Regions from separate parts of the Homo sapiens genome. Here region 1 is linked to region 2. A link is an interaction called in ENCODE POLR2A ChIA-PET data of the cell type or tissue named here. Cell type or tissue: OCI-LY7. All regions are shown on one strand. Links, peaks and the distances in the headings refer to the core of each region. The heading gives the core; the rest is flanking DNA. Region 1 overlaps KLF12 (KLF transcription factor 12). Region 2 overlaps KLF12 (KLF transcription factor 12).

The links. Peaks named below come from ENCODE experiments on the same cell type or tissue, not always from the same donor. Only the 100,000 strongest peaks of a DNase experiment are listed, where the experiment ranks them.
Region 1: POLR2A ChIA-PET joins it to region 2 with 10 read pairs; 3 of 35 experiments call an interaction of 5 or more read pairs at or near these places.

The regions. Positions count from the first base shown.
Region 1 is chr13:73,957,424-73,965,423 of GRCh38, reverse strand. The region is part of intron 2 of KLF12 (KLF transcription factor 12); the gene reads left to right. Among named protein-coding and RNA genes, the nearest start is that of KLF12, 170 kb to the left of the region's middle. RefSeq lists an enhancer at 4,439-4,608. In OCI-LY7, for the core only: no CTCF peak of the experiment used is centred there; a DNase peak (open chromatin) is centred at 4,051.
Region 2 is chr13:73,845,836-73,854,972 of GRCh38, reverse strand. It overlaps KLF12 (KLF transcription factor 12), which reads left to right. Exons shown (of 8, transcript NM_001400136.1): 4 at 8,600-9,137. Among named protein-coding and RNA genes, the nearest start is that of LINC00393, 190 kb to the right of the region's middle. In OCI-LY7, for the core only: a CTCF peak has its summit at 5,491 (motif pointing left); a DNase peak (open chromatin) is centred at 5,512.

The DNA.
Region 1 (8,000 bases), core at 1-8,000, 110 kb before region 2:
GTTAGGTCCGATGGAAGAATGAAGAAATGAGCCATCAAAATAAAGTGCTTTTAGAATAAAATATTTCTTATGGAGACTTGACATTAAAATATTTTGCCCCAAAGTCTTTAGTCTGAAATATGTATTATTCGTCTGAAATATGTATTATTGTCATGGGATAATGTATTTTTAATGGTGGCAGCATTGACCTATTAAAGTATAAAGTTCTCAGCACTATTTTTTTTTGCTGTTGATGGTAGCTTTGTTTGTGAAGTAGCCATGTTGAGGGCATTGGATCCTAAGGTAAAGGCTTTTGACTGTTATGGTATCTGGAGTCACACTGATCCCTCACAGATGGGTTACAAGTGTACCTGAGATGTGCATCCCTACCCCTTGGGACTGCCTGCCAAGGCCAAGCTAAACTGCTTACCCCGGTATGCAATGGAGCTGCTACCTTTTTTGCATGTTCCATAGTGTGAAAATAATTGGGAAGCACTGCTTACAGTCCTGTTTTGTCTTTGGCTTCCTTGGAATGTCATAGGCTAGGTTCATATCAACCTTAATGTGTCAGATTCTCTTTAATGTGCCTCCTGCCATTTATTCTGATCATGTTTTTTGTTTTTGAAGTAAAGACGAGGTCTCACTATGTTACCCACGCCAGTCTCGAACACTTGGGCTCAAGTGATCCTCCCACCTCAACCTCCCAAAGTGCTGGGATTTATAGGCATGAGCCACCATGTCCAGCTTCTGATACCTTTTTGAAAGAATTGGGGGGTCCAAAAAGCTTTCGGGTATACACTAAAACTAGAATGACCTTAGATTTTTTTTTTTTTTTTTTAAGTAGAGACGGAGTTTCACCATGTTAGCCAGGATGGTCTTGATCTCCTGACCTCGTGATCCACCCGCCTTGGCCTCCCGAAGTGCTGGGATTACAGGCATGAGCCACCGTGCTCGGCTGACCTAAGATTCTTATAGAGTGTTTCTGAAATTGAGCGGTGGTTTTGCTATTGTCAATGTCCAATAACCTGGAAAAAAACCTGGGTAGGCTGTTTTGAGCTTCTGTGTTCTGTGAGCTATTCTGTAAACAATGGGAGATGCAAAGATCAATGAATTGTGGGTAGGAGCCAGTAAGATGCTCACTGTTGCATGGACCTACTTATTAATATTTGTGTTTTCTTGTGGACTCTTTATGTCTCTGCATCCATGGCTGTAGTTGGTGTGGGTGTGTGAAAGTACAGGGTACCTGGGTTTTCTCTTACTAGTTATACTGTCACACATATTACTTTTCCATTGCCCACTATTTGGATGGAAGGTCATGAATGGTATAAAATTAGACATTTGTCACAATACTTCAGAAGGAATCTGTCAGTACTTTCAAGCTAGCTTCCCCATTTGTTGATTTCACTGGTAATAAATTGTAGAAACAAACGCATGAGTTGAACCTCAGAGACTGTTCTTGCTTAAGTTCCACCTCATAATCCCATAGTGCTAGGTTTTCTTCTCATCTGTTATTGAGGGGCACAATCTTTTTGCCAGTTCTTTTGGGTGTTTGCATTTCTGAACCAATCAATCAGACTTTAGCATCCAAGCTGTACATGATTTCTTATTTAAAATTAGTAGCTTGCATAAATATAAACAATGTTTTTTCAAGTAATTACATTTAGATAAATATTTCTGCTTCTCCTTGACAACTTATTTTCTATGTCAAAATATTAAGATTTTCTGAAGTTAGTATTGAAAATGAAAGATTTATCCATTGGCATTATTAGCGTCATACGAGTACTAAATTATATACGAAACTTTTCCATATAGAAAATTGGAGTTATTTTTCCGAAAACTTTTTAACTTAAAAGGTAGTTGATATAAACAGATGTTCCAAAAACATTGTTGAATGACTTGTCCTAATTGTTGGAAGTAGTAAAACCTAAAACCATTTTTTAACGTTTATATAATCCATTCTAAAATTGAAAATAAATAGAAAAGTTAAGGTTAGTTGAGGCAGAGTGCTGTGTCTCAATGCCTGCGATGGTTTTTCCCACTGGATGTTTTTCAGGGACATACAAATAATTCCGAGTGTGTGTGTGTGTGTGTGTATACTGAAGTACTATACTTCAGCATATATACGTGTGTGTGTGTGTGTGTGTGTGTGTGTGTGTGTGTATAAATGACTCTCTTATACTTTATGATTGTTAACCTGTATAGAAACTTTGATTTTTCTATCCCAATAGAACACACATATTCTTACATCTTCTGGCACAAAATGACTATGCTTTATTTAATTGTATTTTAATCTTTTATTTAATAAGTATACCAGATAGCAATTTTCTTTACTGCTAGGGGAAAAATGATTAAATGCAGAATGATATATTTGCCCATGTTGCCTGGTATTTCAAATTATTAACCAATCCCTTCTATTGGTGTTGACAAAATGCTAAAAAGTAATGTGGGGTGATAGAATTATGTTTGAATCTCTGTTACAAGTATGCTTAAGTAATATAAAATTGTGTGAGAGAATGGTCTGTTTCTTCAAAACTCTTGAGATAGCACCTTGCTACTTTTTATAATTTTATAGACTTGGCAATCGTGGTTACTTTTAGGCACTAGTGTTTTTACATATGTCTAAATATTAATTATAGTACCCCTGAAGTGAGTTAGGAAATGCATTATCGAATTGTCCATTTATTTTTAACTGCTTTTTTTGGAGACCATGGTACAGAGTATATTCTTTTTGTTTTTGAATTTTAAAAAGTAGAATTTGTGATTAAACTTGCGAAGAGATTTTTAAAATACACTTTATTTTTAGAATTTTGAATGCACAGCAAAATTGAGCAGAAAGTACAGAGAGTTCCCATCTACCCCTCATCCCTACACATACGCAACCTCCTTAAAAATTTCAGCATCCTGCACGACAGTGGTACATTTGTTACAATGGATGAACCTACGTTGACACATCATTGTGATTCGAAGTCCATAGTCTGCAATAGGGCTTACTCTTTGTGTACATTCTGTGGGTTTTGACAAGTGCATATTGATGTGTATTCACTATCATAGTCTCATAAAAATAGTTTTATTGTTCTAGAAATCTTCTATGCCCTTCCTGTTTATCTTTTCCTTCCCCTTAAGACCTGGCATCTCTTGATCATTTTACTGTGTCAGTAGTTTTGCCTTTTCCAAAATGTCATAGAGTTGAAATCATATAGGATATTACCTTTTCAGACTGGCTTTTTAAATTTATTTTTCACTCAGTAATATGCATGTAAGGTTCCTGCATGTCTTTTCATGGCTTGATAACTAATTTCTTTCTATTGCTGATTAATATTCCATTGTCTGGATGTACCACAGTTTATCCATTCACCTAATGAAGGACATTTTGATTGCTTCCAAGCCTTGGGGATTATGAATAATGCTGCTATAAAGGTTGCATGGACATAATTTCAGTTCATTTGAGTAAATTCCAAAGACAGTGACAGTGTGATCTTATGGTAAGAATATATTTAGTTTTGTAAGAAGCTAATAAACTGTCATCCAAAGTGGCTGCCCATTTTGCATTTCTACCAGAAATGAGAGTTCCTGTTGCTCCACATCCTCCCCTACATTTGCTGATGTTAGTGTTTTGGATTTTGGCCATTCTAATAGTTGTGTAATGGCATCTCGTTGTTTTAATTTGCAATTCCCTAATGATGTATGGTGTTGAACATCTTTTCATATGCTAACTTGCCATCTTTGTCTTGTTTGGTAAGGTGTCTGTTGCCCTAAAGTCTCATTATAACACACACTCCTTAAGTTTTATTAAATTTAGGTAAGATTGCAGATTTTACTGTACACATGTCAGGAGCCCCCTGTGACTTGGTCCCCCTGGAGTTTTTAACTCCTAGAGTTGTCCACTCTGAGTCCCTAGCAATCCGTCAATTACAATTTGGGGTTTCCTGCCTGAATACTGGTTCTCACAGAGTTTTCTTCCCTGGTAAGTTCTGTTTCTCTGTGTCTTCCATCTTTGTCTCCAATTTCGGGACTGTATTTGCCTGTGACTTCTCTAACAGATCTGAGAAGAGTTGTTGATTTTTTCGGTTTGTTCAGCTTCTCACTTGTTAGGATGGAGTGGCTACTTCTAAGCTTCTTACATGCTAGGCAGGAAACCGGAAAGATTTTTTTAAGAAAATACCCAGAGGATATTTTTAGTTCTTCCAAAAATGCATTGTTAGTGAGAACACAGTCCTCTTCATAATAACTCTCTAGGAATTTTCTCAAAAAACATTTCCAATATTGTTATATAATCTGAGAATGTGGCTATCATGATTAAAGGCTCAAAGGAGGGCAGAATCTAATTGTTGTGATTATAAGATAGTATGTTTTATTCAAAAATCTGACAAGTGTAAATCTTTTTGTTCTTGTGTACTTTCCCCAGACAGAACCAGGAAAGATTTATTTCTCCTATGAGTAAGATCTTTAAAAGTACACTCACTGGCTACTCCCTGTAGTTAAAAAATAAATAAATAAATAAATAAAATTAAAGTATTTGGCCAATAATTTCTTTTTTAAGGATGCTAAATACTTAGCACAAGATAATAGTATAATGTGTCCATTTGTCTATTGTCAAGGAACTCCCTAGAACATAAAAAACATATCATTCTCAGATGAGTTAACAGTATAACATAGATCTCTGCATAATGAAAATATTTGCAAACGTTTTGATAGTGCAGTTCAAGCTGTATAACAGATTCAGCATATCAGTTACAAATATAACTTAGACAATACATTGTTTCAGTTTCAGCTGCATATTTTTAAGTTTTGTATTAGTTAAATTGTAACTGTAACATGAGTATATATGGGACAGTGTGTATGTGTTTGTATGTATGTGCACATTGCTGGTTAGAGAACCAAAATGACTCTTTTACACTTTATGATTGCTAACCTGTATAGGAACTTTGTTTTTTTTATCCCAACCATTGGCTCTTCTTTTTTTTAGCCCACTTGACTCTTTTTTTGCCTCACATTTTGAACTGTCAAGCATTTATTTTAATTGTATAGATAACATTTAAAATTATTTTAAAAAGTGAGAAAACATGTCAAAGCAAGTGAAAAATCTCACTCCATGTTCTATCAGCTCCAATTTTGAGTGTTTATCATTTTAGCATGCTTTTTCTGTCTCATATGCATTATTTTTAAAGTTATAGGAACATACTGTTTTTTTCACTTCTTTGTGATTCGTCATTTATATCAAGACAAAGAGCTACATATTTAATATATAAATATTTGGTGGTTTGAATGTCTCATAATCTATTCATCTAGTTCTCAATTGTTTGACATTAGATTGATTTCAATTATTATTTTTAATACTGGAAGCAGGTCGATTGTTCAGTCACTTTTTGAGACTCACATTGGCTGTGAATATTGTTATTTTTCCAGGATGCCTGTAGGCCTGATGTTTCTCATCTATTTATGTATCTCCAGTTTTTTTCAGGGAGTTTAGTAGGGTTTCAAGTTAATGGTAAAACAAAAAAAGCTTGCATTTTGCGGTATTTGAGGCTGTTGATCCCGCAATTTTAACTTTCAAAAGGTGGTGGTGGTTTGCCATCGTCTGATCTTTCAGACTAAACTATTAGGAGCAAAATAAAGTTTTATTATGCATTGCCCTTTTAAAATCTAGAAGCAATATCTTTGTTTTTATACAGCATTTACCTGATAATGTGTTGAGAAATAAGGTTCCTAAAATGTCTCTTTATATTTGCCTGAAATAACCATAATGAGAATCACTTCATATGTAAATATATTACATGAGATATATAATTTTACATATGTAGTACATTACCATATACATGTACTATATTTAAACACATCTAATTATATATAATACTTTTAACTGCTATGTAAGTCACTTATCCTTATCTACTAGTAGACTTCATTTCTCCTTTAATATATCTAATATAAATAATATATATTTTATATAAAATGCAGACATATTTTCTAAGGCTTCCTTATGACCTTACATTTTATCTAGCATCAACAATTGCCAAGATTTTCCTCTGATGCTGGTTAAATTAGTTAAGCTGTAGACATAGAGGAACAATTTCCCTCTGTCCCAAAATGTCTTTGGTGGTGGGATGAAAGAAAATACCATCATATATGGGACAATGACAATTGGAATAGAGAGAAAAGGCCGGCTGTGACTGGCCAAGAATTGTGGTAACAAGTTTTATGTGGGGTAGCAAGGGAACAGTTGCTAGCCTGAGAAATAGGGTTGTGTCAATGATGATGTCATTCCTTGATGGAAAATTCATGATGCGGAGCAAGATGTGTCTTTCTTGCCTGCGTTTTTTTTTGGAAGGGGGGTGTGGAGGTCAGAGATGCTGAACTTGGTTTGGATTTGTTAGTTGTGCCATCCCCATGGAATGTCCAGTTGGAGATGTTAAGGGGTCAGTTGGAATATAGTTCTGGATCTTCGGGGATAAAGAGGCCAGTGCTAAAGATACAAAGTTAGGTTTCAGCAATTAGTTGCTGAAGTCTGCCTAGCAGATGAGATCACCTTCGTGTTTTCCAGTTGGGGCACACCTGAGATTGTGGATAGAGCAGTTCGTTGTTTGGGACTGACTCATACGCTAAGGACTTTTAACATCTCTAGCTTCTGGGTGATAAAGGAAAGTGGCATTCTTCCAATTTTATGACATTCAAAACTTCCCACTCCCCGCCACCTTTCAATTTCCAGAAAGATTGGGTGGAAACTACAGGTAAGATCATGGTACCAATTCAGTGTGAGAGCCACTGACATGATAATGTAGAACAGCTTTGTCCAAGAGATATAGAATACAATCCACATATGTAATCTTCAGTACTCTAGTAGACACTAAAAGAAGTTATGATTTTTGTTTTCTAGTAGACATTTTACAAGTTTAAAAAAAAAAATTGGCTGGGCACAGTGGCTCACGCCTGTAATTCCAGCACTTTGGGAGGCTGAGGCGGGCAGATCACCTTATGTCAGGAGTTCAAGTCCAGCCTGGTCAACATGGTGAAACCCTGTCTCTACTAAATATACAAAAATTAGCCAGGCATGGTGGTGTGTGCCTGTATCCCAGCTACTCGGGAGGTTGAGGCAGTAGAATCACTTGAACCCAGGAGGCGGAGGCTGCAGTGAGCCGAGATCGCACCACTGCACTCCAGCCTGGGCGACAGAGTGAGACTGTGTCTCAAAAGAAAAAAAAAAAGTTAAAAAAAATTAACCCAGTGTAATCAAAATACCATTCAACATGTAATTAATTCAAAAATTATGAGACATGCTAAATTCTATTTTTTATACTAAGTCTTCAAAATCCAATATGCTTTTTGCATACATCTAAATTTGGACTAGTCATGTCTCAGCTGCTCAGTAGTTGCAACAAGTGGCTACCCAGACAGCACAGATATAGACGGTGCAACAAAACTGCATGTGCGAAAAGAAGTGAATTTGTGGTTTGCTTTTCTGCATATCTCCTGTCTTCTAAAACCAATTCCCTCTTTTATTCCTGTGAATCAACAGTACGATCTTCTAGAAAGGATCCAACGTTTAAACCTGTGTTTCTTGCCCTACTGCCCAGCGTATCTTTTAATTTTTTATAAAGAGCACCCTTCCCTCGTTTCTTTAGCAATTTATTTACATAACTTGTGATCATTTTTATTGTTCTTCACAGAAACTAGATGGAACAACCACAAGGATATATTAAATTTTATGTCACTTTTTTCTAACAAAATTAATAAAATATAAACAGGTTTATATTTCAGTTCATATTGTGAAATATTTTGTTCTTGATACAGGGGTCACTCTTTGTTTTTGTGAAGGAATGCAAAATCTAAAGATCTTATCCAGCCAATCTGATGTAGAGCCAAGGATAAAACTCTGTCTTCTAGTTCCCTGTTGAAAGTTAAGTCACCATATTAATTTGGGTAATTGTAGTTACTTTGGAGACTTCTGAGGCTAATTTAGTAGATCCTCATTGGCCATGTCTAAGAATGGGGCCAGAGAGATTTCCTTAGTTGTTATATTAATATTG
Region 2 (9,137 bases), core at 666-8,665:
CACTTCACCATTAGTCTTGCCTTGGCCTGGTGGTGTATCTCTCTTTAAAAGTGTTTTCTATTAGAAGACAAGTATATACAGTTGTCCCTCGATATCCCTGGATTCCACATCTGCGGATTCAACCAACTGCAGATTGAAAGTTTTAGGATTGGAGAGATAATGAAAACATACGAAATGACAACTGTTCACATTGTATTTACATTGTGTTAGATGTTATAAGTGATGTGGAGATAATTTAAAGTATATGGGGAGATTTGTGTAGGCCGTATGCAAATACTGTGCCATTTTATATCACGGATTTGAGCATCTGTAGTTTTGGTATCCTTGGTGGAGGGGGGTCCTGGAACCAATCCCCCATGGATACTACCAAAGGAACCACTGGGTTATCCAAAAAGCAAAGCCATTGTTTTGCTAATATGCCTTTGTTTACATAAAAAGGTTACAGTTTTGCTTTACATGTTTATCCTGTGTAGGAGTTTTTAAATGTATCATTTGACTGTTACAGCCACTCTGAGGTCAAGTTTTCTTTCTCTGAAATTTGATATACTTCAATACTATGAGATACTGTTGTAAGAAATAACTGTTTATGGTGAACATTTTATAGAATCAAAAGCAGGGCCCATCTGGTAGCAGAGATTAATCTGTTCGAGGATGATAAACATTATTGCATATTTTAAAATATGTATCTAGCACAGAACATTTGCCTCAGGCACTGGAGTGAGATTGTGGTTTAGGATAAAGATTTATCCCCTAAAAGTCTATACAACAGGTTTTTCTGGCAGTATAGTGAAATTTTAATTAATATTTTAAGTCATGCAATGAATAATAACATTAATTTAAAACCAAAAGAACAAAATTCTAATCATGAGGAAAAGATAACCCTATAATAGTTACCTCTTTATTTTTAAGACATTTTTGTGTGCTTTGTGAAATGTTGTTTAAAAACAATTGCAAGATAATAGGACTTAATCCAGCTTCCGTTTTTGACCTGTTATAGTGATACTACTACTTCTTCTGGCCATATAAGTAGGATTTAAAATTCAAAACATCTTGAGCACCATATTCCAAGCTAACAAGTGTGATGTATATTCCCTAGTTATATGGTAAAAGAAAATATCTTCTATTTGCTAAAGGTTTGTGTATTTATCTGGAACACATTTATGTTCCCGTTTAAAAATGTTTGTCCATGTTTTCAGTCCTTGGGAATGTCTGCTTACCATTTTTTTTTTTTTTTTAGACAGGGTCTCACTCTGTCGACCAGGCTGGAGTGCAGTGGCGCAATCTCAGCTCACTGCAACCTTCACCTCCCAGGTTCAAGCGATTCTCCTGCCTCAGCTTCCCTAGTAGCTGGGATTACAGGCGCCCACCACCACACTCTGCTAATTTTTGTATTTTTTTAGTAGAGACAGGGTTTCACCATGTTGGTCAGGCTGGTCTTGAACTCCTGACCTCAGATGATCTGCTGGCCTCAGCCTTGGCTAGGATTACAGGTGTAAACCACCACGCCTGTCCTGCTTACCAATTTTAGAATGCATGAACAAAATTCCCTGTCTCCTCCTCACTCACTCACACCAACCTAAAGTCATCACACACATGGGCCAAACCAGAGTTTCAGAGTAGCAGTCAGCTGTAAACATAGATTCTGATTTGCTTCAGGTAAATAATATGATTTATGAAAGTCCTGGTAAATAGGTCATGAAAAAATATAACTATTAGGAAGTAAGAGAACTTTAGGATAAATTTAAATGTGTGTATTGAACACATTTTAAAGGTTAGCATTTTCAATTCAATTCATATGTAAAAAAGCATTAAAAATGTAGGCTCACGCCTGTAATCCCAGCACTTTGGGAGGCCGAGGGAGGCGGATCACGAGGTCAGGAGATCGAGACCATCCTGGCTAACACGGTGAAACCCTATCTCTACTAATAATACAAAAAATTAGCCGCATGGTGGCGGGCGCCTGTAGTCCCAGCTACTTGGGAGGCTGAGGCAGGAGAATGGCATGAACCCGGCAGGCGGAGCTTGCAATGAGCTGAGATCGCGCCACTGCACTCCAGCCTGGGCGACAGACCAAGACTCCGTCTCAAAAAAAAAAAAAAAACATAAATGTAAAAGCACAGAGAGTACATTATTTGATGTATAGACTTCAAATTTTCTTAAGGAATCAATCATTTCTGTTTTGTTTTGTTTTGCTTTGAGATGGAGTCTCGCTCTGTCACCCAGGCTGGAGTGCAGTGGCACGATCTCGGCTCACCACAACCTCTGCCTCCTGGGTTCAAGTGATTCTCCTGCCTCAGCTTCCCCAGTAGCTGAGATTACAGGCACGCGCCACCACGCCCGGCTAATTTTTGTATTTTTAGTAGAGACTGGGTTTCACTATGTTGGGCTGGTCTTGAACTCCTAACCTCAAGTGATCCGCCGCCTCAGCCTCCCAAAATGTTGGGATTACAGGCGTGAGTCACCGTGCCTGGCCGGAATCAATCATTTCTTAAACTGACAATTGACATATTGATATAAGGCAGTTGAATTAAATATTTATTCAAATATCTTCCCCTTGCATGCAGTAGATAACTCATTCAAACCAAATTCCAGGTTATCAGTGTAGGATATTTCTACTTGTTTCCTTTTACTCTGTCATCTGTACTTTTAGAGGAAGTACAATTTATCTTTCTTTAGTATACTTTGCTTTACGTTTTTGTCAGTTTTATAAATTCACACTTTTACGGCATTTATGTTTAAGAGTTTGCCCTTGAACATGTAAAGAAGAATCACTGAGCTGAAAGCAAGGTAAATTATGACCATGGGGGCTCATGCAAGACAAATATTGAAAAATAGGCTTCCCTTTTTAGTAATACAAAAGAATAGAGGAAAGTGAAATGCATACTCCATTCACAAATGGATGTGTGGTGACTTTTATACTTGTAGCAGAAATAGCCAGAGTTGCGGGATGCTTCTTTTAAGAATGGTGCTCATCTCTTAAAACCATTTCATTTACTACTAATAAAAAATTGTATTTACTAAGGGAAACCCAGGCACCAAAACTAAGCCATGTACCTACTGTGCACTTCATGTTCAAAAGGAATTTGGCTCTTCACCTAAAATATACTAGTCTTTAAAATAATGCAGCGTAACCTAAAAGCTCCAAGGATGTGGAGTCATAGATTTAGTTTAATTCCTTTTTAATGTGAAATAGAGTAAATTTCTTTAAGCACTTCCTATAAAAGGTACATGTTCAATTAATCACTAAGTCACACAGTGAAATTTATGTAAACTAATTTTCTACCAAGACACAAGAAACAAATATGCTCCTGTATTGTCTCATAATAAGACTGCTAAAGAATGACCAACATCCCAAAGCAATTATTTGAATCTATTTGTTATATTATTGTCATAATGGATGCACACTGAAGTGTGGATTGATTTAAGTTATTTATACTGTGGAATTAAGAAATCAGGCCAGTCAGTTAAAATGTATTCCATCAACTGTTACATGATCTTCCTGTGGGCCAATCTAACTCAGCTAGAAAGTAGAGGAAAAAAAAGTATCAAATGACAGTTGTCTATATTTTAAGAGAAAATTGTTTCTAAATAATCATAAGAGATCCCTAAAGATGACTTGTTCAGCTTTTTGTAACATGTATTTATTTGGTTCAGTAAACACTGTGCCTCCGCAATGACTGTATTTATGAGATTCTGTGTCAGAATATATCTTACGCTACATTCAGTGAGTCAAGTTCCTCCTGAGATAGTTTTAGTAATAGAGTAAGTTCTGTTTGGAATTTTTAGTTCTAACCGGAGGAAGTTCTGCTCATTTGCTTGTCTCTCTCATTTCTCAGTATTACTTAAAAAGCACTTAATGCCATTAACCCAATCTTCACAACCGTTGTATGAGTTTGGAATTAACATCACACTTTTATAGATGGATAAGCTAAGACCTAGAGAATTTTCGTGATGATACCAAGATCGCACAGCTAATAAACAACAAGGATTGGTGATGAATCTAAGTCTTTTGTGTCCAAATAAAATTTTCTTTGTATAATATCACACAACAGGATACAAAACAAAGATTCTTGTGACAGTTAAGCCATGAGCTATGTAATGTTAGGCAAGTTACTTTATAATCTTTTCTAAAAATTGCCATGAAATTATTTCTCAACACATTTGTAAAAGTAAAATGGAACATAATTTATTTAAATGACCGATGACTGAAAGGATAGATAGATAGCTGGGACCATCTTGTGTGTACGTGTGAATGCCCATGTATGTCAGCCCCATCTCTAAACATTGCTGGTGTTACTAAAGAGGAAAGAGCATGTGAATCTTGAACGACATTTAGTAGAATATTATGCATTGCTCCTCAGCTCTGACTACACAGAAAAATCCCTGGAGGGGTTTCCAAAGATAGAGTAGTATCCGGACATATTTTTCTTTCTTTTTAAATTCCAGGTGATTAAAATATACGACCATCATTTAAAATTGTTTTGTTCACAGACAGACTGTAATAAAATTCAGTTGATAGCAATAGATAACTGTAGGAAACACATCTAGTACTCTGGGAACTAACAAGTAGGAGGTTTTAGATTCATTTGACATTCATTCAACAAAATGCCTAAAGCTGAAATTACATTTTAAGATGTTTATTCAGGAAAAAAAAGTTATCTGATTAGAAAACCTCAAATGTAATTTCCAGATCACTCAAAAAAAACATGTTCACTGGAATGTTATATGTAATATTTTATCAAGTGGGTTAATGTGAGTAAAACTGGCTTTGAGACTTTTGGAGAAAAGACAATGTGACAGCATAATCCTTATGTTTATCTTTAGGTTTTCACACACATTGTTTTTAATGAAGTATATTGTTCCATTTACTTTTCTGGCCTTTTGTGTGTATTTGTGCAATTATTTAATATGTATTATAAAAATTTAAGTTTTACAGTGTACCTTTTCAAGGAATATTATATAATCTTTTGGAAAATGAAATTACTCTCCTCTTTGACAAAAATCCAGTGTTCTTATACAATCTTCATGTTGTTAGAAGGAGGGTTTTAGCATGAATATGAATACAGTAAGTCTTCTATCTTTCATACCAGGGACATCAACAGCAAAAATTCAGCTATAGTCACCACTCCCAGGCAAAGATCATGATGGGCTTTTATTTAAAAACAAACAAAAAAACCCCACTTAGTTGACACTGCCATGAGAATTCATTAATGAATCAAGAATTGAGGAGTTACTAAACAAGGGCAAAATGTTAGTATGGAATTCTTTGTCCTTTTTGCAGAAGTGTCTCTTCCTTGTGCTTAAAACTTACGACCTTTCTTTGTTGTTTCTCCTCTTTTCAGTGTTCTTATCCCCTTTGAGGCTGGTTCCTGAGTGGCATACCCCGTATCTCCTCTCGCTTTCTCTAATACTTGTAATCCTTTCATTTAATTTTCACTATTCTAAGTATTTCTTACTTGGGATTCTTTCCTTTGTATCTCCTCAGCCTTCGTTCCCCCTTGTGGCCATTTGTAGTGCTCCCTTCCTGTCAGCACAACCACACATTTACAGATGCAAATCTCAGAACCAATGCTTTTTTTTTTTTTTTTTTTTTTTTTATGGAGTCTCCCTCTGTTGCCCAAGCTGGAGAGCAGTGGCATGATCTTGGCTCACTGCAGCCTCCACCTCCTGGGTTCAAGCGATTCTTCTGCCTCACCTTCCTGAGTAGCTCGGATTACAGGTGTGCACCACAAAACCAATGCTTTTGATTTTCCATTTCCTAAAAGTAAAGAAATGAATTTCTAATGATGATTTCAGGAGTAAGACTTTTGGGTCGTTTTTCTTCCCTAAAAGGAGGAACACAAGTATGTGCCATAGCTGTTTTGAGACCATATTTTTGCAGTACTTCTGGCTTTACAGATATGTCTGTGTAATCTGAAGCTGCAATTATGGATGACTTTACCTGCACCATAATCATTGCATAAGAGATTAGTGTCGGCTGTCAGGATATGCTGCTGTGTCAACGCTGTAAACAGATGAATGGTACAAGAAGGATTTTGTCCTGTTTATACTGATGAAGCATTATTTTTGAGTGTGCTAGCTGCATTTCAGCTGCCACATATGAAAAAGGACCAGCGTCTGTCTCTGTGATTTTACAAATTCATGTGTAATTTGTAGAAGGTTCTCAATAAGATTTCTTTGGTCCCAAAGTTTGGTTTATTCTTCCTTATTTTTGTGAGCCTTTTCTATATTCTGGTTTGAGCTCATGCAAAAGCCATGTAATTCTTAAGTGTCTCAAAGTACCTAGGGGCTCTTAATATTTGGCTTCACAAGTTTCTAATGAAAGCTAATATGCATTAGCTAAAATATATAGCTATATATTATATATGCTATATGTATTATATATAATATGCTATATATATGTTATATATATTATATATAATATATAGCTAATATTATTTATGAGGTATAACCCTGTTGTTCATAGCAACAAGATGTTGTTATGAAACTTCTTAAGAGGTAAATATTTTCCTCAGTAAGAGATTAAGAAGATACCCACAAGAGGTAGACTTGTGTGATAAACAAAGATAATTTAGAGAAGACTAAGCAGTCTGCAAAGCTCAGTAAAACTTGGTGCCTCACAAGCAATCTCCTTACAGATAAGGTCCGCATTTATCAGCTCCCCCTCCTGTATTGTCTGTCTACCCAGTCAACTTTCATTTACATTATAGAACATTTCTGCAGTGATGTACTCTTTACTCCTTGATTTGTAAATGTATGTAGGAATCTTGTGTCTAAGTAGACAGGAGGAGAAAAATTTGTGGTGGAAGTAATCACTCTCTCTAAAATAAGAATTTTTGATATGTTGATACGGTAAAAGGAGAAAAACTTACCTAGACTATATTTAAAGTCAAACTAGTGGTGTTTAATAATATGTGCTTACTGATATGTTTTATCTTTTAATGACAAACTAGTTGATGTCTTTTATGAAAGCAACCTAAGCAAAGAATTTCTATGTGGGTATAATATAGTAATAAGAAACATTTTGCATTATTCTACAAAGAAATAAAATGATAATGCTGAAATTGAAATACTGTTCTAGTTACAAGAGTAGATAATGCTAATAGCTTTTATCAAAGCAGTTCAATTTATGGTGTTTGTTTTTTCTTTGTTTTTTAAATGTCTTTGAAAAGATTAAAAATTTATTTCTCAATTTCAGCACATAAACTGAAAATCTTGTCATTTAGAATTTCATACAGTAGATATTTTAGATGACTCATTTTAATTGTTTCTAAGTCATTTGTTTTTATAGGTAAGTAACCATGTTAGCTAAGAAAAAGGAAAAACAGCATTAAAACATCAACCCATTTCCTATTTTAGTTGATCTGGTACCATTACTGATTTATTTTCTTTCTTTTCTCAGTTGCTGAGTAAAATGCCCGTGTGCTACTGCCTATTGTATGTTTTGAATGGAGCTGTAATTTATATTCTATTTTAAAAAGGCTTTAGGAAACATGTTTCATTCCTTTAAATGTATGCCGAAGTTTTAGGGGGAATAGCACACCAAAATCTTTTATTAAATGAGGAACAAAATGAACCAATTTAATATAATTTTAGGTATTGTTCTGATCCATAAAAAGTGAAAAAAAGTTTTTGTTCCTCATAAATGGGAAAATAATGTCTATGTTAACCTGGCCAAACAGATGTAACCAAAATAATCAGTAGAGTCTAATTCTCTCTTTTTAGTCTAGACTGACACCACTAATAGTACTCTTATGCCATTTGGGGACTTGCAAGCAGACATTTCATAAATGTTTGTTGAATTTATGAATGAATAGATATATGAGTAAAATTATATTCATGCAAATAATAGCATGCTGATCACATTAGTCTGGGTAAAATCTTGGAGTCTATTATTATCAAATTTTGCTCATTAAAACTTAAAAGAGTGCAGGTGAACTTGAACAACATTATCATCATTATTTCAGATTAAATGAAAATTCATAGACAAATTATAATTTTCAGGATAAGTTTTTCTTAAATTATTATTTCCTAAAATGTCACTTGTAGTTGTGCACATTATTTTGAGAAGAGTTAGCTAATTATTAGAAATGACTTCCATTTAATAAATTAGTGATCAGGTGTGGGAGGTTGAAGAACTTTATGCCCTTTTTTAATGCTCAGAATATACTGAGTATGGTATGGTAACTCTTGCAACAAGTATGAAAGTAGAAATGTCATAGTGAGTTTTCCCACTATTGTTGCCAGGTAATATGTTTCCGTATTGTGATAGTGTTGAGTAAGGGTTAGAATCCTAGAGATTCATATGGCCTCTTTTCTCCTTCATAGAGCACTGATTTCATAGTATTTTAATAATTGTCTATCTGTCCCAATGGAATGAAAATGTCTTTATGGTAGAGGCCTTATTCTGTTTTGTACTCTTATGCCCTCAGTTTTAATCACAGTGACTGTCTCTGAGCAATCCTTCAGATATTTGGAGAACGAATAAATGTCCCATAGCAATAAGAGAAAAAGTAATAAACGTTCAAGTGGTAAGCCATGCATCGATAAAATGTGTGATAAACAAAGATAAATATATGTTCCATTTTTCTCCCCACAGTCTCCAAACGTCCACAACTATCCCGATATGGAAGCCGTTCCCCTGTTGCTAAATAATGTGAAAGGGGAGCCCCCGGAGGACTCGTTATCTGTAGATCACTTCCAAACACAAACTGAGCCAGTGGACTTGTCAATAAACAAAGCCAGGACGTCCCCTACTGCCGTTTCATCCTCCCCAGTTTCCATGACAGCATCTGCCTCCTCACCTTCTTCAACTTCAACCTCTTCATCGTCTTCTAGTCGTCTAGCCTCATCCCCAACTGTTATCACATCAGTATCTTCAGCGTCATCTTCGTCAACAGTATTAACTCCAGGGCCCCTTGTGGCCTCTGCATCTGGTGTTGGAGGCCAGCAGTTTTTGCACATTATCCATCCCGTACCGCCTTCAAGTCCCATGAATTTACAGTCTAACAAACTGAGTCATGTTCACCGCATCCCCGTGGTGGTACAGTCGGTGCCTGTTGTCTACACAGCTGTAAGGTCACCTGGAAATGTGAACAACACTATTGTCGTGCCGCTTTTGGAGGATGGGAGAGGCC